2 separate regions of the Homo sapiens genome follow, and region 2 is linked to region 1. Evidence: read pairs that join two places in POLR2A ChIA-PET (ENCODE). Cell type or tissue: PC-3. All regions are shown on one strand. Links, peaks and the distances in the headings refer to the core of each region. The heading gives the core; the rest is flanking DNA.

Region 1 (15,928 bases), core at 4,303-12,302:
TCGCTCTGTCGCCCAGGCTGGAGTGCGGTGGCGGGATCTCGGCTCGCTGCAAGCTCCGCCTCCCGGGTTCACGCCATTCTCCTGCCTCAGCCTCCCGAGTAGCTGGGACTACAGGCGCCCGCCACCACGCCCGGCTAATTTTTTTGTATTTTTAGTAGAGGCGGGGTTTCACTGTGTTAGCCAGGATGGTCTCGATCTCCTGACCTCATGATCCGCCCGCCTCTGCCTCCTAAATTGCTGGGATTACAGGCGTGAACCACCGCGCCCGGCCTAAATAGATCTATTTTATGCAGGAACAAATCCAAGTATAGCTGTGAGTCTGAGACTGGCAGGTGGAGGTAAGTGGATCTCGCAGTTGCCTGGAGAAGCAAAGGATCAGAGATGGGGATTTCTGACAAGAAGTAACACACAGAAAACAAACGGGTGAGAAGTCCTTCAAACAACCCCTTGATAATTTCCCTTTTGTAAGAATACAGATGGAAAACTATGTTTAATGGAGAACCGTACAGGAAAACAGACGTCTGTTCAGCTAAATTTCCCTTATACTAAGTAGAAATATATATATAAAAAGAGGCTTTTGGAATTTATGTATTAAATAAGTGTGCATCTAGCACATGGTGAACATTCAGTGCATTGTGACTGCATACACATAAAATGCATTTTTGTATGTTAGTTAGAAGAAATTTGAAAAATGTCTACTGGAAGCCAATAGATTCTTTTTTTTTTTTTTTTTTTCTTCAAAGAAGACTTTTTTCCACTGTATTCTATTTCTTCCTCTGCTTCAGAAGTCATGGGTTTGAAGGTTGGGTCAAAAGAAAACAATGGAACATGGAACAAAGTATTATACCTAAATATTCAGAAACCAAGAGATGTATAAATATTAACTCATTAGGTTTTCCACAGATAGGAGTTAAATCTAACAATATCTTCAGCTAAGTAAGTACATGTGAACTCCTTATACTTTTAGCTTGTCTTCCTCTTAAAAGCCAAAAATGGCTCAAAAGAAGAAACTGTACAAAAGGAAAGGCATTCTTGATTTAGATCATTGGTGACATAATGATTTAGGCTGTAAACAATTCCTTGTGTAAAATTGAACCTTTATCCCTCATGAGGCTTAAATATTTGTTAAAATTTATTAATTAAAATATCTAGGCATTATTAAGTTAACATAAATAAAATTAATACTTACATAAATGTATACAGTAGCTGTAAACTGGTTATATAATGATTTAAAATAGCTGTAAGTATTGGATAATTTGTTTACATATTTTTTCATTCTGCTGTAGTTTATATCCATCTATTGTTTTTCCCATAAATGTACATAACTAGAGTCACAGGCAAAACTTGGATGGCCTGGGCCTATCTGAGCATAAATGGCAAATGTCAACTCTAAATAGGAGAATTTCACTTCATTGTTTTTATTAACGAGTGATTCCATAAAGTTAAGACTCACTTCTATATACAATCAACTGGTCAAAATAACTTTAAAGATTTAACTGAGATTCTCTGATGGCAGGAGGCTTCAAATTTGTTTCAAAATATCACGTGATAAAAACCCCAGTATTTATGGAAGACATTGTTTAGGTTAAATCTGTTACTGTAGCTAATTCATTAAAAGACCCAGATTTAGTAGGATGTAATTTAGGAAAATGGTTTTTCTTCCAACCCTGCTCTCACACAACTATGAAATTTCCACTTCTTGCCCCTGGCGGTATCTCAGGCAGAGATTAGTGTTTAATTCACTATTGCCCATAAGGATATTGTCAACTTTATGTCTCAGATGAGATGACTGGTGTAATTGATAATTTTAAAGTCTCAAATAAATGGAAGTTTCTCCTCTTCTTTCAGGTCAAGTCCATTACTGAGAGTCCAGCAATGAGAATGAGAAAGATAGAATATGCTCTTTCCTGCTTGTTCCATCACCGTCTTTCCACGGTGACTCCCCACCGCCCCACTTTCTTTTGCTTTTGACTTTTCCAGGGTAAGAATAATGAAAAGAAAAGGGGGTAAATTCCTTCTAAATAGTTACTATTGAAAATTCTTCTTTACTTTTGAATTCTTAATGACAAGATGTATTCAAATGCTACCGCTCTCTTTGAGGCATATGGTATGTTCCTAAGAACCATCCCAACACCTCAGAAAAACCATCCCAACACCTCAGATATCTCCCCTGCTCCCTGAAGGGGAGGTGCCTTGATTAGACATGGAGCCTATTACCCTTAGCTTCTATTTTCTGCATTCCACCTTTATCATCTTTCAGCTGGAGCTCCTTCTCACAGGCAAGAGTTGTCCTGGTGTGGGTGTTTTCAAGATGAATCAAGCTCAGCTAACTATAAAGTGTGCACTTGTCCCACTGAATGTGGCAGTGTATCTTGTCCAGTTGCTGATCCATTCTCCTTGTTTGGCTATCACAAACAGCTTCAGACCCATCTTGCATCCTAACCTCAGGTTCACCATGGTGAAAACTGAAACCACTACTTCCCCAAACTCAGGTTCTTCCCCAAACTCTCTTGAACACTGCCCAGGTACCAGCTTGGGTAGCACTACTTGATTCTACAGTTCTACCAGCATGGGTGAGGTGAGAAGCCAGTCTGTCCTCCTGACAAACAACCCAAATTCTACAAGTAGTTCTCTTGCCCTTCCTCTTTCATGGGGCTTGAGAGGGGTGAATATTCTCTCCTTTCTGCCCTTCTCCTATAAAAGACTTTCAATGAATTATCTTTATGTCTCTCTTAACACTTCTTGGTTCTTTTCACCCACTATCCACAGCTCTGTGGCCACAATACAGAGACAACAAGAAAGTCCAATTCTATATTTTTATTTATTTATTTATTTATTTATTTATTTATTTATTTATTTATTTTGAGACAGAGTTTCGCTCTTGTCGCCCGGGCTGGAGTGCAATGGTACGATCTTGGCTCACTGCAACCTCCGCCTCCTGAGGCAGTGATTCTCCTCCCTCAGACTCCAGAGTAGCTGGGATTACAGTCACCTGTCACTATGCCCAGCTAATGTTTGAATTTTTAGTAGAGACAGGGTGAGTTTCTCCATGTTGGACAGGCTGGTCTTGAACTCCTGGCCTCAGATGATCTTCCTGTCTCGGCCTCCCAAAGTGCTGGGATTACAGGTGTGAGCCACCATGCCCAGCCCAATTCTATATTCTTTAACACTTTTTACATACCAATTAAAACATGAAATTTTAGTAAGAATCCAAAACTACTAAATGGTATTTAGGCAAAAGACCAGAGACATTAGTCTAATATTAAGTGTTGATGAGTAAGTCCTCAAGAATCTGGTATTAGAAAAACTGGACTAATGCTTGGGATTTATTATTGAGTTTCATATGAATTTGGAATCTAGATTCATCCCATTGTTTAAACAGTCTGCTTTGTTTTTTTCTTAATAGTTACTTGAAATGCTAAAGGAACTAAATAGAGCCAGATATTACACAGAAGATGAGACATTTCAAGATCATTCTGTTCTTTATAATCTTATCTCCAAAATTTCTATAATAGACGATTATTGCAGTGGTCACTCTTCAATTCTAGCAGCTTTAGAAGCTGAAACCACACTGAAAAAGCGGATGTTTACACATTTAGACCCATCCTTAGATCTGTATAATACAATTAAACCACGAATAAACAAAACATGATTTATGCTTGTCAAAATTTGTAGAACTCTTCAGAAATTGTGACTCCATCTCCACCACAGAACTAAAACTCATCAAAATTTATTTTATTATTATGTGTAAATAGCAATAGATTTAGTTGCTAGGTGCCATCTGCTCAGTGTCGAAGATCACTGTGAATTGGAATGCTTACATTTCTTGAACAATCAGCAGTACTTAAAAAAAAAAAATTCCACAGTATCTTTTTAAAATTCCCCAGAAATTTCTTTTTTGCTTTACAAAAATTGACTATTGCATGGATTTTATCTGCATTTCCAAGTAAAGCATGTTCATGGCAGCAAATATGGAAAATTATTTTTAAAAATTAAAAATTTAACTGTTAAACCTTAGAGATTTCTGTTATACTGTATCATAATATACAAAAATATTCACACACAATTATTATACTGAAAGTATTTAACCTATATATTCCACTTACAAGCATTTTCAGACACTATTAAATATTTTAAGGTGCTACAATTTTTAAGAAATGCATAATATTACACTATATAGCTGTGCTATAATTTATTTAAATTATCTGTTTAACGAATATTAAAAGTAAGCCAATTTTAATCTAATGTAAATTAAGATGCAATAAAATAACCAATTTTTAGCTCAATTTGCTGAATAATTCAGTCCTTTTATATTGGTTCATAGAGTTTACTGTACTATATTCTCCTATATAAATTTTAGATAATTTTTAATATCTTTGATTATAAACTTACATTGAGTACTAAAATCTGAATCACTGGAGCAAATACTATAAACTCTTATAAGAATCACACATTGCCAAATTGCTTTCCAGAAATCCCTTACCAATAAATATTCAAAATACATATAGAGCGAGTCATTATAAGTGTCTTTTGCCAGATTTATCAAAAATTACATCTACTGTTTGTTTTCCTGATTGTGAGAATTCTGTATATTGGAAACTTTTCTTTAGATGTTTATGACAAATACTTCATCTCAGATTTTCATTGGTTTTGTTTACATTATTTAGAAAACAATTTTCTTTAACTTTTGTAATAAGTCCTTCATTCTTGAAAGAGTGAACTATATTGTGAAATATAATGGAATGTTCATATCTTACGTATAATGTTCTGTTAGTTTTGACAAAGGCACAGCAAGACATGTAATGCTTCTGTCCCCACAGAGAGTTATCTTACACCACTTTTCAGTTGTCCAGGCCCTCAGAACCACCACTGATCTGATTTCTAACACTCTTAGGTTAGTTTTGCTTATTCTCTACAAGGTTCTTGTGGACTGATACCCGCACATCATGACTTGATTCCATCTGTCACTTCCCTTTTTATTTTTAATTTTTTGATGGCACTTTCTTGATGAGCAATAGTTTGAGTTTTGATGAAGTTCAACATTTCTTTTTATAGTTTGTGTTTCCAGCGTTTTATATAAGAAATCTTTATATATCTCTAAGTTGCATCCATCTTAAATTGATGTTTAACTGTGGTGTGCATAGGGGTTCAGGTTCATCATTTCACACAGATATCCAGTCATTCTAGAATAACTTATTTTCAGATGTTTTACTATTCTCATTAAAATGGCTAATAAGCTTATGAAAAGGAGTATTGTCCTTGCTTTGGGAGGTTGAGGTGGGTGGATCATTTGAGGTCAAGAGTTCGAGACCAGCCTGGCCAACATGGCGAAACCCCATCTCTACTAAAAATACAAAAATAGCCGGGTGTGATGGGGGGTGCCTGCAATCCCAGCTGCTCGGGAGACTGAGGCAAGAGAATCACTTGAACCCAGGAGGCGGAGGTTGCAGTGAGCCGAGATTGCACCACTGCACTCCAGCCTGGGCAATAGAGCGAGACTCTGACTCAAACAGCAGCAACAACCTATTTGTCTACATATGTGTGTGTCTATTTCTTCTGTCTGTTCTGTTCCCTGGATCTCTGTAGCCTTTGTCCTAATTGTTATCACTTATAATAAGTGCTATAATTAGGAAAGACACCGGTTTCAACTTGGCTTTTCCTTTTCAAGATTATTTGGCTCGTGTTGGTCTTTTGCCTTCTAAATTCATCTAAAATTGACTTGTCAAGTTCTAGAAAGAAACATGTCTGGTTTACTGGGATTATGTTGGATTTACAGATCAATCTCTGAAGACTGATATCTTAATGATATTGAGTGTTCCAATCATAAAAGTGGTTTATCATTTCATTTACCTAGATCTTTTAAAACTTCTCTCAGAAACATTTAGTTTCCAGTGTGGGGGCTTGGTGTATCCTTTGCTAGTTTATCCCTCAGTATGTGATGGTTTTTCATGGGTTTATAAAAGGTATTTTAATATTTAATTTTATAATATTAATTGCATTATATGAAATAGAAGTATATATTTAAAAATTTGAATACCAACTTGTTATCCTGCAACATCATTGAATTCACTTGTTAGCTATAGTTACTTTCTGGTAGAATTTTAGGGTTTTCCGAGTACACAATCTAGATTATACTTCTTTATCATTTTTTATAATTTTAGTTTATTTTCTTGTCATATTACATAAAGACTTTCAGTAAAAAGTTTGATTAGAAGTAATGAGAAAGATATCTTTGCCTTTTTCCCAACCTTAGGAGAAAAACATTGAGTACTTTACTCTCAAGAATGATGTTTACTGAGGGCTTTCCAATGATGTTCTTCAGTCTGTTAGTGTCTCATTTTAGTCCTAGGTTTTGTGGGTGTGTGTTTGAGAAAGAATCTAGCTTTCACCCAGGCTGCAGTGCAGTGGCGTGATTGTGGCTCGCTGCAACCTCTGCCTCTTGGGCTCAAGCAATTCTCCTGCCTCAGCCTCCTGAGTAGCTGGGACTTCAGGCGCCCGCCACCACACCTGGCTAATTTTTGTGTTGTTAGTAAAGATGGGGTTTCACCATATTGGCCAGGCTGGTCTCGAACTCCTGACTTAAAATTATGCACCTGCCTCAGCCTCCCAAAATGCTGAGATCACAGGTGTGAGCCACCGTCATGCCTGGCCTCTATTCCTAGGTTTTTGAGAGTTGATTTCATAAATGAATTTTGAATTTTATCAAATGCTTTTTACAGATGAATTATAATAATCACATAATTTTTCACCCTTCATGGATTAACATAAGGAAATATTTTGATGGATTTCTGGGATTCTTTGCATTATTGGGCTACGCCAACATTGGTCAGGGTGTATTATCTTTTTTGTATAATATTGGATTCAATTTCTTAATATTTTAAAAGTAATTTTAGGCTTAGATTCATGAAAGATATTTGTCTGAAATTTCCTTTACTTGTATAAACTTGGTCTGGTTTCAAGTATCTGGGTTATAGTGACCTCATAAAATGAGTTGTGAAATGATATTTCCTCCTCTGTTTTTTCTGAATAGTTTTGCATAGCATTAGTATTATTTCTTATTTAAGTGTCTGATATAACTTAACAACTATTTGGAACTAAAGTTTATGTATTGGAAGTTGCATAATAACATATTATTTTTTTAAATGATTATAGGGCTTTTTGGATTTTCTGTTTCTCCTTGAGTATGACTGTGTAATTTGAAACCACTGAATGATATGAAATTAGATTATTTTAACTCAATCTAAGAAAAACTATGTTTAAATAAAAATAATTTATTCAGATTTGTTATTAAAGCTAGTGTCTTATATTATCTTGTTTTATTATATGTGGTTCCTGTTTCCTTTTTTATATTTTAATTATCTTCATCCAGTGAACTTTGAGGTATAAATGATATATTGCTTTATTTTCCAGAGCTATAAGATACTATTTTGATGTTTCCATTACAGCAGATGGGAAATTTAGGGCATTTCTTCCTCCCCTAGATCCCCCCTCAGATTTAATATTTATTGTAGTAGCATCTGGGATTTGGGAATAATATTGTTGCTATTAAGGTCTTAATCCATGCTCAAAGAAAAATGTGGAGCTTTATAGAATATATTAAAGTGAAAAGTTACAAATTAGTTATTGAAATATCTATCTCAAGAAATTTGAAAAATAACCAGCAATTAAGCCCAAAACTGTAGAGCAACTGAATTATTAGTAATAGTGAATGAGAGCAAATATTAATAAAATTAAAAAATATATATACAAAGTTTGCCAGGGCTGTTATAACAAAGTACCACAGACTGGGTGGCTTAAAGAAAGATAATTATTTTCTCCCTGTTCTGGAGGCTGGAAGTCCAAGATCAGCGTGCCAGCAGGGTTGATTTTTTTCTGAGGCCTCTCTCTTCAGCTTGTACTGGGCCATTTTCTTCCTATATCTTTATATGGTTTTCCCTCTGTCTCTGCCTGTGTTCAAATTTCCTCTTCTTACAAGGACACCAGTCATATTGGATTAGGGCTCACCTCTGCCTCAGTTACCTCTTTAAAGGTACTACCTACAAGTACTATCACATTCTGAGGTACCAGGGGTTAGGACTTCAACATATACATTTTGCGTGAAACAAAATTCAGCCCACAAAATACAGAAAAGAGGTTTAACACATAGGCACGTGTCTAGTGATGCCGACTAAGAAAAGAAGCCACACATGACCAAAAGGAATGAATGCAAAGGTTGCCACCGTACTACAAAAAGATGTTAAAATTATAACGCAAAGATACTCTGATGAAATTTTTGCCAGTAATTTTGAAACTTTTCAAGCAATGGGCAAATTCCTAAAATCAATGGTAGATTTTTTTTAAGCCAATTATAATTGACAGTACATTACCCCCAAATTTCAAGCTTTAATGTATATATGAGCATCACTAGAATTGTTAAAATAGAAATGTCTAGGCTCCACCTCCAGATATTTACTTTGTAGGTGTGGGTGAGCCCAGAATTCCCTTGTTTAATGTGCACCCAATGTGAATGTGATGGAGATGTTCACGCACATCCCAGAGAAACTGACTTTCCTGCCAGGCATTGTACTGCCTGTTTTCCAAGTCATATCTTATTTAGTCCTCACAACAATCCTCTGAAATAAGGACTATCATTATCCTCAATGTGCAGAGTAGGAAGCAGAGATTAAGAGAATTTCACTAATCTGACCAAGGCCCCATAGCATGTAAAAACTAGAATAGAACTTGATGACATACTAACTTTGTCAACTTTTTTCTGACAGGCTACGTATTTGACTTTCCAGCTTCATACAATATTTTGTTTTAGTACAGCAGGAAAAAAAAATGGATAATCGAAACTTACGTATACCAAAAAATGAAATCCCAATATTATATATTGAATTTAGAAAGATTATATTGTTTCTTTTTGTGTTAAATTGCGTTAATTTTCTGTCAAATGAGGACTCACTTAACCCATTTTTTTGTTGTTGTTATTCAAAGTTCAATCCCTGAGCACCCTTGCCTTTTCCTCTAGGCTGAATTGAAAGCTGGCAGAAGTGATTTAGTCACAGGAGCTGGCAGAGGAAAAGGGGTCATCTTATCTCATTTGTATGCGCCTGTATGCCAATAAAGTTCCTTGTCCCTGCTTTCCTGTGCCATGTCAGTTTCTGCTTCCAGATAATATCTGGGGTCCAGCCTGTAACTAAGGAAAAGTTGAGCACCCTCTCCATGCCACACTCAGTTTTGAGAAAATTGAGGCTCTTTACTTTCTTAAATCTCTCTGGCTTCCAATAACATTGTCTGCTACTTGTCCTATGCCTTTCGTTAAACCCAACAGGGAAAATCACATTCTAGTCTTCTTTTGAAGAAACCTCCAATTTATACAGGATGATATAAGCACGTGTCACTACCCACTTGACCTCCCATGAAAAGAGGAAAGGCAAGGAAGGGATCTATTTCTTATTTTCCATAAAACTCTTCTTTTCAAGCCACTCTTTTCATCTTGTTGCACATACCTGGGAGCAGTAATTCTGGATTCAGTATTCTCCCCCATAAGCTTTTCTCCTTACATAGCTGTGAATACTTTCAAAATCTGCATCTTTATTCTTACTGTACAGAGGGCATGTTCCCAGGGCAAAAGAACCAGGATCGGTCCTTTGGTGCTTCAAGGTATTTCTTCACATATACATCTCCTTTATAACAGTACAGTTAGACATGAACAAATGGATCATTTAGATTTGACATTGTGAGAAGAGAAGCACTACAAAACATCTTTTGCTTTCCTGAAGCATCTGTGGCAAAGTATAGGGAGAAATAAATATAGCTTTGACCTTTTTCTGGTGTAGTGTGTATTGAAGACCAAGTGAGAAAAGTGGTGGTTATAATTTGTATTTTTCAAATTTATAGGTGGTGTCTATATAAATCAAATAATAAAAGTAAAATGGTACAACACAATGGCAGGCAAAATTGCTACGGTCCATTCAAGACTTTGTGTTTCATCCATTAGTGTCATCTTATTTCTTCTAGAGGGGCTGCTTCCATAATCATTGCCTTTCAGCTTTCCCTGTAGATAATAACCTTTGCTGATTATATCAGCATTTGTAAATATGTGTTTCGTGGAACACAAGTCCCACAGGATATGAATACATGTTAGGTGCAGAAGGAGGCACCTAGGTCACGTGAGTTTGGGAAATGTTGGGTTATACAAAGTTAAACAGATTATTATAGGACTTCTCAACAGCTTTACTAATGTATATTGTGACTATCATACAGGGCTGGTATTTGTTTCCTAGGGCTATCATAACAAAGTACCAACAATTGGTTGGCTTAAAATAACAGTAATATATCATCTCATAGTTCTGGAGGCTAGAAGTTTGTAATCAGAGTACTGGCAGGGCCATCCCCTCTCTGGCTGCTCAACGGAAGAATCCTTTCTTGCTTTTTCTAGCTTCTGGTGTTAATGGGCAATGCTTGATGTTCCTTGGCTTGTGGACGTGTCATCACTCCAGCCACATGGCCATCTTCTTGTGCATCTTCACATCATCTTCACTTGTCCATATCTATCTCTGAGTCCAAACCTTCCCACTTTACAGTGACATATTAGATGTCATTGGATTATGGCCAACCCTAATTACCTCATTTTAACTTGATTGCCTTTACAAAGAAACTATTTCCAAATAAATTCACATTCTAAGTTATGGAGGGTTTGGATTTCAACATATCTTCTTGGAAGGGACACAATTGTGATACAGTGTTAAGTTCAACAGATTGATTCCCTCACTGCAGAGAGCAGGTCGTCATTATTGTCAGAGTAGCATTTCCAGGAACTCACTTTGGGCAAGACTAGAGCATATGAATGGCGTTTTAGAAACTCAGATGTGAGTGTGCTTGTTTTTTTTTTTTTCCTGATGCAAAAGTTGGTTTTGTTCAGGGTCATCCCATAGATAAAATTATTGCCCTGGAAAACTCTTTTGTTTGGTTATAAAGAATATGTATATAAGTGAATATGGTTTACCCCAGATCCTTAGTAAGATATTGGGGGAAAATCCTCAAAACAGAGAGAGGCCTATTGTTACTGTGGCCGTTGTTTTGTCATTAACTGGTTATTTTCCACATGAGTAAGGTGCTGCTAATATTGGCTTTAATCATTGATGGACATCAAGAGTTTCAGACTTGCCTGATTGAGAAAGCTAATTTAGAGGAATAAGAAATAATTATAAAAAGGAAAGTGTAAGCTACTTTGATTAGAATTAATCTCACCTCTACCACAGTACTTTCCTTTTGTTTTTATTTTGGCATATTTTTTATTATACCTGAGATGGTAGATTGTATCATTTTTTATATCAGCTTTTCACTTCCTTTCCGTATGTCATACATTCTAACTGCTATTGTGGCCTCATAGATGGGGTGTACTGTGCTTCTGGACTTTGGGCTTGGCAATAGGACTTGCCTTGGCCAATGGAATGTTAGTGGACATGAAATATTCAAAGGCTCAAATTGTGTTGCAAATCTGGGCATACTATCATGCATTACTGTTATCTTTTGTTTGAGAAGTGTGCTTTGGGAAGTTGCAAGTGTAAGGAGGTTGAGAGACAGATGAAATAGACACTGGCATTGTCTGCAGCTTGGAGCCAGTCTCAGCACAACCCAGTCTAACTCAGCCCAACTTTAGCCTTTTTACCTGTGCCTGAACAACGAAGATCTGCTTATAGGTCTGTACTACTGAGATTTTTGTTGACTGGTAACACAACATTATTTTACAAAACATGAATTGATGCACTTTGTTTATGTTTGTCTCCTTTACTACTTTGTGAGCTTCTAAGCATTTTGTTCAATTTTACATTTCTTGTTTAGTTCTTACATATCATAGGTCCTCACAATGTTTGAGTCCAGAATGAATGAATGACATTCAAGGGTGTCTGAGTTGAATGTAGGAAGCATGTTTACCATAGCAACCAGGTAATAATTTAGAAACAACACTAGCATATTGCTTTGGTTCTGAGACAAGTTATACAGATCTTTAGGCTAAAAGAAGAAATGTATGTAGCCCACTCATGAGCAGAGACACTGGGTCCCAGAGAAAGGCAAACCCTTCAGTCTGACTCTGAATAAACCAGATGGCAGTCTGAGGTTCCATTATTTTTGTTCCAGATGGAGATCTCTTGCATCAGTAGCAAATTGGACCTATCCTTTGTGTCCATTTCCAACTGCATTTGCAGGAATTTCCTACAAGTGAATTGCTTCTTGGTTACGACGTTCACTTTTGCTATTCATGATGAATAAGCAACATTTGTTTTCCACAATTGCTATTATGTGTTGTGAATCCTTTATAAATAACTGTAATGCCATATATTAATATTTTTTATGGTCAGTATAGGCTATCTTAAATACTACTGAAAGACCTGGAGATCCTGGAAATTTTAAGAATTTAAACTTTGAAATGTCTACCAAGTATGCACTTTCCTGTGGCAGTGTCATCTGAAATCAGAACACATTTTCCTCTGTGTGTGTGTGTGTGTCTGTTTATGCACATGTGCATGTGAACTTGTGTTCATGTAACTTTCCCCATACCATGTGGGATTCTGGGTCGATATGAAAACAAGCTGACAGCAGTAGATAAAGATGATTACAGCAAAGGATTTAATCAATAACCACTTTTATCTCAGCAACACACATTATCTTTCACCTTTAAAAATTATTTGTATAAATGTCTCTTCTTAGCTAGTCTCAGGCTGTCTGAAGAGGCAGGAAAACACAAGAAGAGAAGTAGCATTTTTGAATGTCAAAAAATTGCTGTGGTAAAGACTAAGCGGTGTGACTTGATACTGATAGAATACTACAAGATCACCACAAACCATGTTAATGTAGTTAATTACAGTAATTCTGCACACATATCTCTTAGTAGAAAAAGTTCAAACTATCCAAGCACATTATTGGCAAAATAATAAAATCATGTTCCTGATGAAGATTCAGCTATATAATTTAATACTAAAATGTCTTAATAAACAATCTATCGTGCTAATTCTTTGATAAAAGATTATTCAATCTATATATATTAGTGACTTCAACCATGTATTAGTAAGTTAATGATTTTATTTTAAAAGGTGTTATGCTTGAAGAGTCTGGAAGAGTGATTGAGAGTCAGTGAAATGACAGCTTTAAAAGTCAATTTTATTTTTAAAGACTTCAGTTAGCTAAAATGCTTTCCCTACACATTTAAGTAAAATAAGTGAGTATATTGTCTAAGAAATAGCTACCTACTCCAAGGACTGGGTGGGAGGGTCCAAGTTGACGGATGAGATATCTTAGTCTTTACCATGAGGTTTTATAGCCTACTGGTAATTGTTTGAGAGAGCATTCTAAATTGGAATTATCATAAGTATGGGGGAAGCCTGTTGAATAGAAAGTGAGAACACTGGGGTATACACCTAAGAAATTGTGCCAATCTCTGTGTGTGTATAGTTGTCTCTGTGTATACACACTAGATTATTGAGCTAGCAAGAATAGAGTCTGAAATCTTGATATTGCCTCAATGTTTATTCCTTTTATTATTCTCCTAACGTGTTGATGCAAATTTTAAAAAGTTCTAGCTGGCTCTGAATGGGCCAAGAGGAACACAGAAAAGGGATATCATCAAAAGTTATGGAAGTTCTTTAAAGAGGGGGGTGCAGACTTGACGAACCCTGAGCAATGGCTGTATCCGTGGCCTTGGCAGTCAAATAAGGAACTTCCTTTAAGGGGAGGGAGATTCCCAGGGACAGGAAATCCTCCCCATCCAGGAATTTTCTTTTAATGCTAAACATTGAAGAGTCTTAGTGAGTACGTGTCTGTCTCCCAGCATGTGTACTAAAGTTGCAAATTTCCTTATAGGATATCATGTATCTTTGTGGGCCATTTAAATAAACCCAGTATTACCTTTTCCAGCTAAATTACTCATAGATTTGTTAACTATATTTTTAAAGCACATATATCCTTTTGTTTGAAGTTAGGATTATTAAACATAATTAATCTAAGAAAAGCATTTATAGCACTGGTGATATAATTTTAGGTCCACTGTAAAGTATACACAGGAATTATTTTTTCTTTCTTTATTTTGACTTGTGTGTGTATGTGTGTTGTGTGTGTGTGTGTATGTGTTTTAAAGTCACCTTCTGCTTTTTATGTAGCTTTGGCACTTTATTCTGTTTGTCCTATTCTAAAATAAACCTATATTAAAAATTTCTCTTTATATTCTAGACAAATTACTTTGACCTTATTATCAAATTAGAAATAAAATTATGATAAACCAAAGAAGTACATTATACATTTGGATGGAAACCATATATATCTCCAAATCTTCAAAGTAAAAAGCATACAGTCCATGCTACAAGAGGCACAGTATTTCTATTTACAAGCTTAATTTATTCACTTTTTCATATTTGCTTTATGTAGTACTTGACAAATTTTTATCAGTAAGAGGTGTTTCCTTTTCTTAAACTGTGAATGGAGAGCATACATTTTAAACAGCATGATTATGGACTCTGCTTAGCACTGCTCTCAGAAAACAAATCAGAGATGAAATTTGAGAGAGTGTGGGAGAGGAACTGGAATATAAACCAGAAGCTAGATAAAGAGCTACAGAAATACTTTTGTGACTTTCTAAAAACTCAAATGGAAGCAATATTTGGAACTTATTATATATGTTCATGATCCACGAGCAGAAAAAAACTTTTTTCATTTTAGCAACAAATAAAAAATAGTGCTACAATGGGCCATGAGCTAGCAATGGCTGTTGACAGTATTGTTATTAGTAATAATGAGAATATAATCATCATGTGCTATCATGTGCTCTTTTACCTATGCTATTTAGTTTATGACCCACAGATAATTCAAGAATTGCTTTCTTTTTTCTTTTTTTGAGATATGGCCTCACTCTGTCACCCAGGCTGGACTACAGTGGCCCAATATTGGCTCACTGTAACCTCTGCCTCCCAGGCTCAAGCGAGCCTCCCACCTCAGCCTCCCGAGTAGCTGGAACTATAGGCACATGCCACCACAGCCTGCTAATTTTTGTAATTTGTAGAGACAGGGTTTCACTATGTTGTGCAAGCTGGTCTTGAACTTCTGAGCTCAAGCAATCCACCCACCACTGCCTCCTAAAGTGCTGGGATTACAGGTGTGAGCCACCACGCCTGGCCCAGAATTTCTTCTTAATAAATAATGTCAAGTTTCCTCAATATCCTTCAACCTTTCAAAACACCGATCATCAAAACTTAGCAACACTAAAAAGTTTCTATTTTCACACTATTCAATCATCTGGTGGTGGTGATCATATTTTTATAAATGAGCTCACAATCAATGAATATTGACAGGCTGAATAATATTACTCCAATTCTGTTATTTAGAGTTGCTAGTCAAGAACATGCAGCATAAATTGTTATGAGACATTAGAAATGCTTGTTAAACTAGAGAACAGTGTAGTAAGTCAACACCATTAGAAACAAAAACCTCAGTTTTGTGAAACCCTGAGATTTTACTCATTACTTTCTTCCTTGTAATATTAGCCAAATGTCCTAAAAGCTACCGATAACCTGATAAGCCAAATCTGTTAATATAGACTCTAAATCTATAATAAGTCTCCAAGAAGAAACTGGAGGGATGCTAGCCATTCAAAAGCCTTCTGAAGAACAAGTTAACCTATTAGTTATTAGGATAAAAGGCAATGCCACAGACAAGAAGCCAGGAGACCCGGGTTGTACCTTAGCATTTTCTCCAGTTGTTACACCATTGTGGGAAAGTCCCTTAATAACTTGAACTGTTCAGTTTATTTTATATATATGTTTCTGAGACAGGGTCTTACTCTGTTGTCCAGGCTGGAGTGCAGTGGCGTGATCTTGGCTCATTGCAACCTCTGCCTCCCAGGTTCAAGCAATTCTCATGCTCCAGCCTCCCAAGAAGCTGGGACTACAGGTGC
Region 2 (15,928 bases), core at 2,898-10,897, 100 kb before region 1:
TGCTCACCTGCTCTGTGGCCTGGTTTCTAACAGGCCATAAACCAGTATTGGTCTTTGGCCTGGTGATTGGGACCCCTGCTTTGCATCCTATCTGGAAGTAGAATATGATGAGTATGGTGATGGAGTGGAATCTTACTCAACTTACTTGGCATATCTGTTCTGAAATCCCATTCTGTGAAATAAGAGACATTGTCAATGTTCCCACTGCCAGTATTCCTAAGGGAAAGTACTACCTCATTTAACGAAACAGAAACAATGGATATTATAGCTGAAAAATCATAATGGTTAAAAAAACATATTTTGGTGGAATTGAAAATAGGCATTCATTTTCCATTTAATTACTTTCTCCTTTTGCTAATGACATCAATGCAGACCTCTGGCAGGGTGCTTACCCTAGAACAGTGCAAAAGGCAGATACTTCTGTAGAAAGCTAGCTAAAAGGAATTTGAGTATTTGATAGAATTATGTATAACTGAACAGTACTGGGGATGCTTGGGAGGGAAGACGTGAAAATGGGGCCCCAATGACATGGAAAGTAGGCAGGATCCAAGTGATGACCACCATAAGACACATAACAGGATTATTTCATAAATGTACTGAGCAAAATGAAAAATTTCCATTCAGGGTGTTGGGAGAGCAGTCTGTCGTTTATCACTCTGAGTATTCATCTGAAGCTTCATAATTCTGTCAGGGATGTTAAATAAAAATAAATAGGAAGAGGAGTATTTGGCTAAACTTAATGTCTATATCACAGCATCTCAACAAAACAAGAAAAGAGTCCTCAGTTTCGTTGAGTGTGGCTTTTACTTTAATATCCCATTGGGCTTTTGTCCTATAATTCTTGGTGTAGGGTTATTTTTTTCAAGGAACAATGAAAATACCATTTGTTTTTCCCATAGTGCTTATTTCTTTCTCTCTAGATGTGCAAAAGATGTTGGGAAAGTGCTATCTCTTCTAAGAAATCTTTTCTCTCTGGTAGTGAAAAGAACTCTGAAAACTTGGGTTTAAATTCTGGCTCTGTCACGTTCCAGTTATATGATTTAATTCAATGTTTCCTAAAAGTAAGAAAATTTTTACATTGAACCCTTTCCTCAGATCCCTAGGAGTCTTAAGTTCCCCTTTTAAAAAAGATTGTATTTAAAATAAAACATTATTTTGTGATTGTGATATAGGTGTCAATGCAACCATAATTACACATGTAAAGTGGCACTGGAGTTGTGTGGAACTAAAGCATTGTCACTTTATGAAACTCTGGTGCGGTAATCAACTAGCTGGCCTTTCTGTCAACACCTTGATCTCACCATTAGCCAACACTTTCTTTATGTTTGGATCATCAGTTGGACACAAGTTCCTTGGAGATAGGTAAAAACAGTATATGCCTAGGACAGTGCCTTGTATTTGTAGATAACTATTTGTGGATGCTATTCTAAATTAAATGGATATGTCTGTTTTTGTTACTGTTTCAAAAATTCTATAAACTGAAAATCATGGTCAAAGTCCGAAAACTCACCAGAAAACTATAAGTCAATCTATTGAGTTACTGGTCTCAGCTTTCAGGCTGTGAAGCAGTATACAAATGATACAGTTTATTGATCCTCTGGTACTATTTATTAAAACTAGGAGATTTTAATACAATAAAAGTAAAATTCTGCTGCAAATAATTGTTTCTAATATGGATATTTATCTATTTCTTAGAAGATGACTGGCTATAAATTTGAATGCATTTTGTCACTAAGTTATTCTTCATTTTCAATGTCAGTCTTTGTTTCAATAGATCATTACTAATTTTCAATGGAGACTATTATTTCTTGTTTTTCTATAATTTGCATCACTTTTTATTATCTCCTGAAGGACGATTTAGCAAATTGATCAAGGACAGCAAAACCTGGAAAAGCATGTAATATGTTGCAATTACAAGGTTCAAAGGACTTATTGTTCTTATTTTTGATGGGTGAGATTCTCTTACATACTGGAATTTGGGTCACAGTAGCAATGCACCTAGTTAGAGCAATCAGACAACAGAAAGAAATAAAGAGCAGCCAAATTCAAAAGGAATAAGTTAAATTATCCTTGTTTGCAGATGATATAATCTAATATTTGGAAAAAACTAAGGACTCCACCAAAAAACTATTAAAATTGATTTAAAATGTAATAAAGTTGCAGGATACAAAATCAACATATGAAAAGCAGTAGCATTTCTATTTGTCAGCAGCAAACAATCTGAAAAAGGAATTAAACAAGTAGTGATAAGATCTCTACAAAAAAAACCGTAAAACACCGATGCAAGAAATAGAAGAGGACACCAAAAAATGGAAAGATATTCCATGTTCATGGATTGGAATAATCCATATTGTTAAAATTTCCATATTACCTAGCAATCTATAGATTCAGTGCAATTCCTATCAAAAATACCGATAACATTCTTCACGGAAACAGAAAAGACAATTCTATTAAAACTACAAAAGATACAGAATAGCCAAAGCTATCCTGAGCAAAAAGAACAAAACTGGAAGAATCACATTACTCGACTTCACATTATAGTGCAGAGCTATAGTAACTAAAACAGCATGGTAATGGCATAAAAACAGACACATAGACCAATGGGAGAGTATAGGGGACCCATAAATAAATTCATACATCTACAGTGAATTCATTTTTGACAAAGTCACCAGGAACATGCATTAGGGAAATGACCATCTCTTCAATAAATGGTGCTGGGAAAACCGAGTATCTATAGGTAGAAGAATGAAACTAGATCCTTATCTCTCACCATATACAAAAACCAAATGAAAATGGATTAAAGACTTAAATCTAAGACCTGAAACTATGCAACTATTAAAAGAAAACATTGGAGACACAATCCAGGACATTGGACTGGGCAAATATTTCTTGAGTAATACCCCACAAACACAGACAACCCAAGCAAAAATGGACAAATGGGATCACATCAAGTTAAAAAGCTTCTACAGCAAAGGAAACAATCAACAAAGTAAAGAGACAATTCATAGAATGAGAGAAAATATCTGCAAACTCCCCATCCAATAAGGGATAATAACCAGAATATATCAGGAGCTCAAAGAACTCTATAGAAAAAAATCTAGTAATCTGATTTTAAAATGGGCAAAAGATCCGGATAGACATTTCTCGAAAGAAGACATACGAATGGCAAACAGGTGTATGAAAAGCTGCTCAGCATCACTGATCATCAGAGAAATGCAGATTAAAACTACATTGAGGTATCATCCCACTCCAGTTAAAATGGCTTTTATTCAAAGGACAGGCAATAACAAATGCTGGTGAGAATGTGGAGAGAAGGGAATCCTCACACACTGTTGGTGGGAATGTAAGTTAGTATAACCACTATGGGGAATAGTTTGGAGGTTCCTCAAAGAACCAAAAGTAGAGCTACCACATGATCCAGCAATCCCACCACTAGGTATATTCCCAAAAGAAAAGAAATAAGTGTATTGAAGAGATAGCTGAACTTCCATGTTTATTGCAGCCCTATTGACAATAACCCAGATTTAGAAGCAACCTAAGTATCCATTAACAGGCAAATGGATAAAGACATATTCAGCTATAAAAAAGAATGAGATCCTGTCATTGGTAACAACATGGATAGAATTTGAGGTCATCATTTAAACTGAAATAAACCAGGCACAGAAAAACAAGCTTTGCATGATCTTACTTAGTTGTGGGAGCTAAAAATTAAAATAATTGACCTCATGGAGATAGAGAGTAGAATGGTGGTTACTAGAGGATGGGAAGGGTGGGGGAGGGGTGGGATGGTTAATGGGTACAGAAATATAGTTAGATGGAATAAATAAGATCTAGTATTTGATAGCACAACAGGATGGCCACAGTCAACAAAAATTTATTGAACATTTAAAAATAACTAGAAGAGTATATTTGGATTGTTTGTAACATGAAGAAAAGATAAATGTTTCAGGTGATAAATACTCCCCTGATGTGATTGTTATGCATTGTATGCCCATATCAAAATAGCTCATGTATCCCATAAATATATATACCTATGTACTTACAAAAATAAAATAAAATTTCTAAAAAGAAAAAAGCCCAATAGCAATGCAACCCTGCATTACTGCACATATTACTAAATATAGAAAACCAAGATCTTAATATTGTCCATATACTATTTTAAGAATATAAAAATTCTTACTTAGCGCATGCTTCAGATTGTATAATTAATTATAAACACATTCTAGACTTTATAATTTAGTGGTTCTCAGAAACACAGCAATTTTTTAAAAATTATACTTTAAGTTCTGGGATACATGTGCAGAACCTGCAGGTCTGTTACAAAGGTATACACGTGCCATGGTGGTTTGCTGCACCCAACAACCCATCATAGGTTTTAAGCCCTGCATGCATTAGGTATTTCTCCTAATGTTATCCCTCCCCTTGCCCCCCACCCCCCGACAGGCCCCAGTGTGTGATGTTCCCCTCCCTGTGTCCATGTGTTCTTATTGTTCAACTCCCACTTATGAGTGAAACGTGGTGAAACACAGCAATTTTTAAAATTGCACAGGTGCCTGGTGCTTCTCCTGATGGATTAAGAGACATCCTCTCCTTTGACAAAATCTCTGGTCACAGATAATAGAGGACTTGGGGTTTAGTCTGTACCTCTTGTTCAACTCTGAGGACTTTGATCTTGTTACTCCATTGTAGCAACAAAGGGAAGTCAATAATGCCTTTTCAGTAACATGCATGTGAAGTCATAGGGGATCAAAAGTGTCTTTGTGTTTCAGAAATAGTGGAATATCACCACAGACTTACACTGCAGCCTCCCCTAATGTGCTTACTGTTGTGTGGAGGGCTTAGTGGCAGAAAACTTGCTGGATAATCAAGTAAAGAAGAAAAAGTGTTTACAAATTTATTCTGAAGATGATATTCAAATAGTTCTAGCTGGTATCTTAATGGTTAGCCATGGACAGGTTTGGAAAAAACTAGGTTTAATATATTTAATCTGTTTCATGTAGTTAATAAATTGATACAAATTTTGGCAAAAGAAATACTGCCAAGAATGTTTGTAAAAAGTTTCTTTTTAATGTCATCTTTGGGAACATAAACAATCTCAGGTTCTCAGTTGCTTACCACCCCACTATAAAAAGGAGTACAGTGACCAGCAGTTTCTTGTGGTATTATAAAATATAGAGATAATTTTAGTTTTATTTGTTGAATTTCTTTTTTATTTTACTTACACACACACACAAACACACACGCATACACACACCTGACCCAATATAATGGGTCATCCACTTTATTTATAGTTGAGTTGGGAACATTTAGGGAGATTTACCAACATAATGCAAGCATTAATTTTTGGTTTGGAAAGAACAAACTGAATGAAATAAGAGTAAAAGGTCCTATAAAAGGTATTTAGTTTACTCATAAAGCCAGATTTTATATGCGTATATACCATATATTATTTTATTTAACAAATATTTAATAATTTCCATTAAGCCTATGAATAAATACTAATCACTGTGGAAGAAGAAACTCGGAATTAGGGAGACAAAATTGTACTAGCATCATTTTCACAATTGTTGCTTTGAATCATGGTCATGTTTGTAACTCAAATACATGGTCTTGGTTATTATTGGAAAGGATTTCTTAAAAAGTAATAACAAAACATCATTTATCTTTAAAGAACTTCCATAAATGCCCACTAATTTTCTGTTTTAAGGAACTGTTTATTGGGAATACCAACCTTGTTAAGACGAGTTGAAGTCATATACACTATTGTATTTTAATGAGTTGCATTATTTCTGTTCTTTGGTTATTTACGGGAAAACATTTCCATTATTTCATGAGATAGCGTTGCTGAAAGTGAAAACACAGGGCAGCTGGACCAATTTTTTGTGCTCCTAATTTACAGATTGGGACATAATAAAAAGTAAATGAGATAGCTCTTTCTCACCAAGTAGTCTGTCTTCATTACCTGGCAGCGATTCTGTTACTGACATGGGTACATTTAAGAGGCATTATGATTACAATTTACACATTCTGATTACACTAATGCATATTGTTTTATGCCGAACACTTTTGCCAGTCTTCCAAATGATCAGTTAGGACGCCTTGGATAGCTTTACTCTCTGTTCGTTAAGTGCCAAGTTTAAATAGATCATATGCTTAACATTACCTTAATGTTGGAATCTCCACCTACTCCTTAATTTTTATGTGTTACATATCATTGAAAACTTCCATTCTGCATAATAAAAATGGAACAGAACCCTCTAATTTCTTCTCATTACAAAGAGCCCATTTATGCTTACAAATTGTGGCTGCATTCTTCAGGAAGTTAGTCATCCCTCCGTGTTTGTGAACTACACAATTGTTTAAGTGAGTGAGAAGATGACTTAGGAGATTTCTAGATTCCTAAAGACATTAACACACACAACTAGTAACGTGCCAGTTCTAGTACCTTGTTGGGTGTGTATCCTGCTTTGTGAGGAGAACTTTAGGGCACTGAGTTTAATCCAGAAGAGACCTAGATTACCCCTGGTTATTTAATAATCCTTTAGGCACTTGGGAGTTGACTTCTAGACAAAGTACAGATGTTTGGAGACTTGAGGATTCCACGCAAGAGTTCTCTACCATTTAAAACCCTTGTCCCCCAAGTGGCTCCAGAAGGGCACTGGAGGATTTCATAATATCTTAGAGCTGCTGGTGACTCAGCAACTTCTGCAGAAATACACTTATAAGTGGTAGCACCTGTTGGGTATGGACACCCTCAAAAGTAAGCTAATTGCCGAGGCTGAATATATTTAGTCTAAAGTGCATATATATTTAGTCTAAAGGTAGAGCATGGAGGAGAAAGCAGATTAATTGCAACCTTTTAAGTATGACAATAAAGATAGTTTGTCTTTTTCGGAACTCATTTGGGTCTTCTCCCAGGCTCTAGAGAAGCACATATTCCTTCCCTTCATGTATCTGTCTTAGCTAAAAAGTTTGAAAACAGGTACTGTATCATACTAGAACCACTTTTAACTTTGAGGTTGTTTAGCAGCGTGCCCTAGATTTCTGTTTCTGGTCATAATGGAATATCTAGGAATGAGCTGGCTTTCCCTTTTGGTTGTAAACAATTAAAAAAACTGTATCAACATATAAAACAATTGATTTCACACACTGGACAACAGGCAGCACAAGACTGTGACCCTTGACAGAAGAAAAACAAATAAAATGACTTTCATGATTCTTCCTTATAATGTATTGATTCCATTTTCTCTTCCACTGTCAGAGAGGTGGACCCAAGGTGAGAATCTGAATGGACATGCCACCTGTCTAAATACGTATGTTACAAATAAAGTTAACACACTGTAAAAGGAAATATGTTATATTGTCCTATTTTGACAAAGACACATAATTATGACCAAAAAAAGTATATTGGATCTTGATGCTAGTTATAAAAATATTTTCAGTATGAGAAAATTCATCAAGTTTTGTTTTGTTTTGTCTTGTTTTTTGAGACCAAGTCTCACTCTGTTGCCCAGCCTGGAATGCAGTGGCGTGATCTCAGTTCACTGCAACCTCTGCCTCCCAGGTTCAAGCGATTCTCCTGCCTCAGCCTCCCAACTAGCTGGGTTTACAGGCATGCACCACCACGCCTGGCTAATTTTTGTATTTTTGATAGAGATGGGTTTTCACCATGTTGGCCAGGCTGGTCTCAAACTCCTGACCTCAAGTGATCTGCCTGCCTCAACCACCCAAAGTGCTGGGATTACAGGCGTGAGCCACCAAGCCCGGCCATCAGATTGTACACTTGGGATCTGTGCATTTTTGAATTAGGTCAAACAATCTGAAATTGCTGGTACTTAATCACTTTTGACCTACAAAATTAGGAATCACGTGGTTCAACATAATGTACCCATATGTATGAATTTTATATAACAAAATGTCTGCAAAATGTCAAAGTTTACTGTATTTAATTATTGTGCATGTCTCAGTGTTTTACTGATCACAGTGCAAAATGTTCCTTAGGTGCCTTTTGCAACTGTTGCAAGCTTTGTGCTAAGGCACTAACTTCTGAGTATTTTTGAAACTATACATTGTATGTCAAAGCCAGAAAATGAACACTTGCTACTAGTAGGAAATAACACTTCATTGTGCAAGATTCTCTTGTGTTTAAGTTCTGAGGAAAATTAATTGATCTCACCACTCAAATTTCCCCCAACACTTTCTGTGATATAACATTACCGTTATTTCAACTCTACATCAATCTCTTTTTTCCATAAGGCTGACTCTTTATATTAAAGATTATGTTCAGAATAGGAATTAGGTTAAGCCACAAGTGACTCATTCATTGAAAGCTCAGACTTGTAAAATAAAGGGAAGCAGTCTAACATATGAAATATGCTTGTATCAAAATATAATTTTTAAGATCAACACATATTTCAAAAATCAAATATAGGATTTTTTTGCTAGATTATTATCATGTGCTTTGGTTGTTTTCTGAGAATATAGGCCTCAGATTTTATATTAAGCGTAAGTCAATGAATTTTTAGATGGTCTCCATGTCAAGTTTTGATTTATTTTTTCAAGCATGTGGAAACCATTAAGAAATAAATATAGGTGTTTTTTCCCCTTCCTCATAAGAGCATTTTAAATATCAAACGCATACAACAGGAAAGCACAATTGATAAACAAACCAAATATGCAAAAGTCTTTTACTTAGTATAACTTCCCCAATTCTATAATCCTGAAGATATTTTAATGGCATTAAGACTAGCTGAGTACGTATGACTTAATTTGAAGGTCTAACTCTGAGAGAGCATTACCTTTCTAACAAAGAGAGCTAGAAGAGCATTTTAATCATATTTGATTAGCATTCACATTTAATAACTATATACCAAGACTTTCCACAAAGTATTATGGTAACTTATAGCATAAATCATAAGAAAGGAAGCAACTGAGAAATGAATAATATAATGGACAACGTAATGTCAGGAATGAGGAAAGAAACATCAGAAATATGGCAACAAAGCACATTGAGATAAAAAGGCAGTGACTGAGTTTCAAATCTGGCAACGGAACAAAAAGAATTCTTGAGGTTTCTAGATCTGCATACCCATGAACTAATGGAAAATCTATTCCTAAAAGAAGATTCCCAATAACTGGTACAATTTAGGGGAAAAAAAACCTGCCTTGATTTAATGTCTTGATGCTCTTCGATATTTTTCATGTTAATATCCCTTTTTATTGTTAAACCACCATGGCCTTGGCTGCAGAACGAGGGTCATAGGTTTTTATTAGAATTGAAACGGAGACCACCATAGTTATATAGTTTGAGGACATAATTACAGATGTCTGGGCAAAACAGGACGAACAGAATTTCAAGACCCAGTATATAAAAATGTTTTGCTGAACCAAATGCGTAATTGCAAACCTACATCTTAGAATTAAATTCTAGATTTGATGAATAAGATGCTCAGTAAGACATCATCCAAATAATCTGTTTAGTGTCCAGCTCCAAACAGGCAATCTTATCTTCTTTACTATATTAACAGAACATTGCTGATGTTGGGCTGTCATTACACACATAAAAGTTCTGAGAAATGGAAGCATTTGCTGAATTATGTGTCCTATATGACAGCAATAATGGGAAAAGCAAGTCATCACAGACCGTCATTTGCCATCCCATCAAAAGGACACTGAGTGTACTTTAATTATAGCATATAGCATGAGATTATGCTTCTCAGTCTAAAGTGTTGCCGTAGTGTTTATGGAATCAGGTTATGAACTGCATTTTCAGCACCAGCATGGGTGACAAACAGTCTCTATGACTTTGAGATTTATAATGATAAAAAACATAGTAAAGTCAATTTTACCTGCATTTCTATAAGGTTAATGATCCATGACCAAGAAAATGGAAAATCTGATGAATCTCTCATTAACTTTTGAAAAACACAGTGTGAAAATCTTATATAAAAACAAGAATTATCTATCTTGTGGAAATAGATTTTTTTCTCCCTATGGAATAACTACATTGCCATATTTGATAAGTGCTTAGGAATATCTTAGGAATTAAATTAAACTAATGAATTTTTTTGGATGGAATAAAATGTAATCCAACATAAAGTGATGACGGATAGCCATTTTCACTTAATCTTATGCAATTTTTAAAGAAATTAATCACAATTTTACTTGCAATAATAAATTACAAGTGCATCATAATATTTTATATTACATTTTATATTTTTATATTAAATTATAAAATAAAGTGTGCTCTTTTGATACTGTAATATTATGAGAATAATTTATTTATATATAAAAACTCCATATAAAACCATGATGTTTTGTCTAGGGCAAGGCTAACAATTTAATTAAAGATAAGTCCATATTTCCTGCCTAAGAATTATGGGATTGTTACTTTAGAATACAAATATTATTATGCCCACATACATTTATCATTTTTATATCAAAAATTAACTTGTAATCCGTTATGATGGTAATGATATTAACAAAAGGGTGGAAAATTTTTATTATTTTATTTTTTTTGAGGCAGAATCTTGCTCTGTCACCCAGGCTGAAGTGCAGTGGCATAATGACAATTCACTGTGGCCTCTACTGGGCTTAAGTGATCCTCCCACCACTCAGCTTCCCGAGTAGCTGAGACTACAGGTGCATGCTGCCACACTTGGCTAATTTTTTGTATTTTTTGGTAGAGATGGGGTTTACCCAGGTTGGTTCGAAACTCATGGGCTGAAGTGATCAACACGCCTCTGCCTCCCAAAGTGCTGGGATTACAGGCATAAACCACCACGCCCAGCCAAGGGCAGAAAATCGTTAAATATCACTTGCGGAACATTTAGTATTTTAAATATAAATTTAGAAACATGAATGCACTAAAATTTTATACTTTTTGAAAAATTAAATGATATTCATTGAAAATTATAAGAATTTTAAAGAAAAATTGAGTATAGGCCTTCATATTTTTCAAATAACTGTACAGATAAATCAAGTGCTTAAATATAAAACCAGAGCGTTGATTTGGATGTTTTTAATTATAAATAATTAAAAATACAAATCCAAAGTGATTTTAGAAAATAAAGAAATATCTTGAATTGTCTCTAGAAAATCCAGAGGTCATGTGGAACTCACAATTGGTTGATCTGGCCACTCAAGAATGCCATCAGCACCTGGATCATACCAGAACAATGCTGCCCAATGCACGTAGTATATAAAACACCAATGTAACGTTAAATTTACTAGTAGCTACATTAAAAATCCAAAAAGGAAGAGGTGGAATTAATTTTGGTAACATCTTTTAACCCAATGTATCCAAAATATTATCAGTTCAACATGTAATCAATATAAAAATTATGAGATACATTTATTTCATGCTAAATCTTCACATCTGGTGTGTGTATCTCTCTTATAGTATATCTCAATTCGGACTAATCATATCTCAAGTGTTCAACAGCCATGTGTGGCAATGGTTATTGTACTGGATGCACAGTGCTAGTGTTGGCTTCGCTGTCGTGTGGCCACTCCTTTGGAAAGAGGTTGGCCACAGCCACAGTAGGAGCTGTCTGCTCTCTCAGGTAAGCCTGGTGGGTGAGAGTACTTTTGAACAAAAGGCTGAGATGCAAGTCTCTTTCATTGCCTGGGTCATGTCTATCCCTGAATCAATGGCTCTGATCAAGCAAACGAAATATACCAACTAAGCTCACCAGTGTGGCCACACCTGGAATTGAGTTGCTGTCAATTTCTTCCAAAGTTCGTGGGCTACAGGGCACACACATGCTGGCTACTGAAATGAGAATCTGGAACCCACAGAGAGGGAAAAAGAGGATGGGTCACACTTCAGGGAGGATAGTAGGAGTGAATAGCAAGCTTGTGTTTTAAATCACATGTGACCTGTTTTGATATGTTTTTAAAATAGGAATTTTCTTGCAAGTTTTTAATTTTTATTTTTTGAGACGGAGTCTCGCTCTGTTGCCCAGGCTGGAGTGCAGTGGTGCGATCTCAGCTCACTGCAACCTCCACTTCCTGGGTTCAAGCGATTCTCCTGCCTCAGCCTCCCAAAGTGCTGGGATTACAGGTGTGAGCCACTGCACCTGTCTTGCAAGAGTTTAATGAAACACAACTTGTTCTATTGTCTTTGTGGAACTAACTTCTAAGATAGTTTCTTCAGGAAGATGCATGAAGCTTTAGAAGATCTTAGAACACGGCCGAGTGCGGTGGCTCACGCCTGTAATCCCAGCACTTTGGGAGGCCGAGGCGGGGGGATCACGAGGTCAGGAGATCGAGACCATCCTGGCTAACACAGTGAAACCCAGTCTCTACTAAAAATATAAAAAATTAGCCGGGCATGGTGGCAGGTGCCTGTAGTCCCAGCTACTCAGGAGGCTGAGGGAGGAGAATGGCGTGAACCTGGGAGGTGGAGCTTGCAGTGAGCTGAGATCTCGCCGCTGCACTCCAGCCTGGGTGACAGAGCGAGACACCATCTCAAAAAAAAAAAAAAAAAAATCTTAGAACACATAAAATTTCCAGTTAGTTCTGGATTTAAAAAACTCTGGTCACTGACAGAAAAAAAAGGAACTTACTTTTCAAAACATCCACTCTTTCTGTAGTCTCTATAGCTAATCTTCCTATAATCTTTCCATTTTTTTCACAGTAATTATTTTATTAACCATGGGCTGTAATAGAACTGCTATATTTTTCATTCTTATTTCTTAGTTGCCCTAAGCTAATTCTATATTACAAATGTGAATTATAAACTGCCCAATTCCAGAAGTAATTATTTTTCTTTAATGAAATCTCTCTTTTGCTAGAAAATATATAATTTTACTTGTTTATAACCATAACAAAGTTTTCTTTCAAAGGTAAATATGAAGTCAAGGTAGTCATCTGGATGAAAAGATCACTTTTACCCTGATAAATTTTTATTTAACAGGAAAAACTTCACAATTTTAGAAATTAAACTTCCAAATGATGTCATTTGCATAAAATGGTAAATGATTTCAATATATGAAAATGTTAATTAAAATAACGAATATTATATAATCCTGCATAACACTATTTTAAATCTACTTTGAAACCTAGCTTTTCCATCTGTAGCTGAGACAATTACTCCTAGAATATACAAATTTCCATGCAGAAACGGTTAGTAATAGAGTACTTTTCATAAGCTTTACCCACTATAATTTCACTTACTTGGCATATTCATACGTTTAGGTGGTAAGTCATGTCATAAATAAATCATGGTATCACTAACATTTATTTCTGATTACAGATAATGTATTTACAATTAACACTGATGATAAAACTAGAGCTGGTTTATTCCAAGTCATGTACAACTTTGCATGTAGAAGTATCCATGAACAGATGGTGAGTGATGCCATACATAACCAAGGGTGCATTTTCTTCAAGAAATCTAGGAATGTCATGGGAGAAAACATCAGTCAGGCTTACCAACTAGACAATCTTCACTCTTCCTTTGGCAAAACCTTCTTATTTTTATAGCACTATAGAAAAAAATCCTCTTTAAGAGTGCAGATGAAGTCTAGAAAAAACTGTCTTCTGACAGTTTCCTCTGAAAAATTTAAAGGGAGACAAGCAGATGAGCAGTTGAATTTTGGAATCTATTTTCAGAGTGTTTTCTCTTGGTAGCTGAAATTGTTTGTGGGGATTGCAAAGACACAGTGTGCACCATAATATTTCTGACAAATGGCCGTCTGTCATCCAGTGAACAGAGAAATCGGTGGAGATCTACAGGCTAAACTAAGAAATCCCATAGCTACTACACATGGCTCTACCATAGACAGCCCATAAATATCCACATCTTGGTGTCCATTGAAAAACAAAGAGAACGGAAACACAGAGCTTTCTTCATCCTGTGTACCTTCAGACACATATAACATGGTCACATGATTTTCACTTAAAATCTCAGCTCAGTTTTGTAACTTGCCAATACCAAGGTTTCAATTGAATAATGAATATACTCGCATACATAGCAGAAGATAATTGATTGTTTAATGTTGTATTCCGTATAGAAAGAGAGATTGTGTCCATGAAAGCTTTATATACTATATTACTGAAACATAATGTTCAATGTTTCAATGTTTCTTTTTGTTTGTTTGGTTTCTGAGACGGAGTCTTGGTCTGTTGCCCAGGCTGGAGTGCAGTGGCACAATCTCTGCTCACTACAACCTCCATCTCCTGGGTTCAAGTGACTCTCCTGCCTCAGCATCCAGAGTAGCTGGGACTACAGGCACACATCACCATGCACGGCTAATTTTTGTATTTTCAGTAGAGACAGGGTTTCACCATGTTGGCCAGGCTGGTCTTGAACTCCTGACCTCAAGTGATCTTCCCACCTCAACCTCCCAAAGTGCTGGGATTACAGGCATGAGCCACCGTGCCTAGCCAATGTTTCAAATAGGAAAATATATGGCTATTTGGGGCAGGTAAATCCTGGGCATCAGATTTACTGAGGGTGACAATGCTGGAAAGAGCCTTTTCAACAGCACAAAAATGAGGTCAGAATAAGAAGCACCAAAAATACGAAGAAAAATCCGAAATTATCTTGATGGCAGTGAGTATCTAATGCTTTTATTCTTTTGTATTTTAGAATATTTTAAACAATTATATTTTCAGAAATTTTTGTTTTCTCAAATGTGAAGGTAGGACCATATTTTCATGCTCTATTATTTATATAATTATAGTTATTTGTACAATTCTAAATAAAATATTTTCTTTTTCCAGTAATAACACAATAAATAGGATACTATGATTGAATTTGAGTTATTTTTTTCATGAAACTGTGAAAACATGAAAAATATGGCAAATATTTATTCACAGGATAGAAAAGGGTAAGTCCAGGTTTGAAGGGCATCAGAGGTGTTGCATGATCAATAGTATCTTCTGTCAAGAAGACCAATTACAAGTCCCCTGCATATGAAGTTGAATGGACTATGATACAGTGGCAGATTAAGAACACACAAATACACACACATGCACACACACACACACACACACACACACACACGGGGCAGAGAGACCTCTCCTATTGTTACAGCTAAATTATCTTTTAAGCACTCATAATATTTTTTATTTTTTTCCTTACAAATCAAAAGAGTAGTAACTTGGGATACATATTCTCTCTATTTACAATTTCTATTACAAGTCAACATAATTACAAGAATTTAATAAATAGCAAGCATAACAACACTGACATTTCTTGCCAGAAACATACTGTTTGTGTGTGTGTGTGTGTGTGTGTGTAGACTGTGTGTGTGCCATAAAGCTGTGTAGGGCACTATGCTCAGTAGGTACTGGAGGAGGTGGAGATAGTCTCTGCTTTGATATCTAGTGAGCGTGCAGGGACATATATGCAGTAGGGTAAAATTAATCCACTGTTATCCGGACATCTAAGTACGTTTAGCCACATCACAAGTAGGGATTGTGAAAAAGGCATTGAGTGAAAGCAATGGTATAAAAGGAGGGTAAAAATGGGAAAGTACATGACCATTTGGGACAGTTAAGTCCTGGGCAACAGATTTATTGAGGGAGACAGTGCTGGAAAGAGCCCTTTCAACAGCACGAAGATGAGGTCAGAATATGAAGCACCGTAAATATCAAGAAAAATCTAGAAATTATCTTGATGGCAATAAGCATCTAATGCTTTTTTTGTATTTTGTATATTAAAATCATTTTCTAAATTACAAATGATAACTTGATTTTTGTAAAAGATTCAAATAGAGCAGAAGTGAGCCGGTAAAATTCTTCTAACCACTCTGCTCCTTCCATCCCCATTCCACTCATTAGGGGGCTGGAGTTTAAAGTTCCATGTCTAAAAACAAACAAGGGAAACATACTAACAATGGCAGTACTATGCTATATTTTCAGAAGTTAGCAGTCACAATCCTTTAGGCTATCTCTTCAGATATTGACCTTCATATTC

Evidence for each region. ChIA-PET counts read pairs that join two places held together with the same protein. Peaks named below come from ENCODE experiments on the same cell type or tissue, not always from the same donor. Only the 100,000 strongest peaks of a DNase experiment are listed, where the experiment ranks them.
Region 2: POLR2A ChIA-PET joins it to region 1 with 5 read pairs; 3 of 35 experiments call an interaction of 5 or more read pairs at or near these places.

Annotation. Positions count from the first base shown.
Region 1 is chr18:69,678,120-69,694,047 of GRCh38, reverse strand. The region is part of intron 4 of DOK6 (docking protein 6); the gene reads right to left. Among named protein-coding and RNA genes, the nearest start is that of CD226, 260 kb to the left of the region's middle. In PC-3, for the core only: no CTCF peak of the experiment used is centred there; no DNase peak of the experiment used is centred there.
Region 2 is chr18:69,778,775-69,794,702 of GRCh38, reverse strand. The region is part of intron 7 of DOK6 (docking protein 6); the gene reads right to left. LOC107985138 (a long non-coding RNA gene) reads right to left here. Exons shown (of 2, transcript XR_001753491.2): 2 at 13,225-13,399. Among named protein-coding and RNA genes, the nearest start is that of CD226, 160 kb to the left of the region's middle. In PC-3, for the core only: no CTCF peak of the experiment used is centred there; a DNase peak (open chromatin) is centred at 6,342; H3K27ac peaks cover 1,272 bases.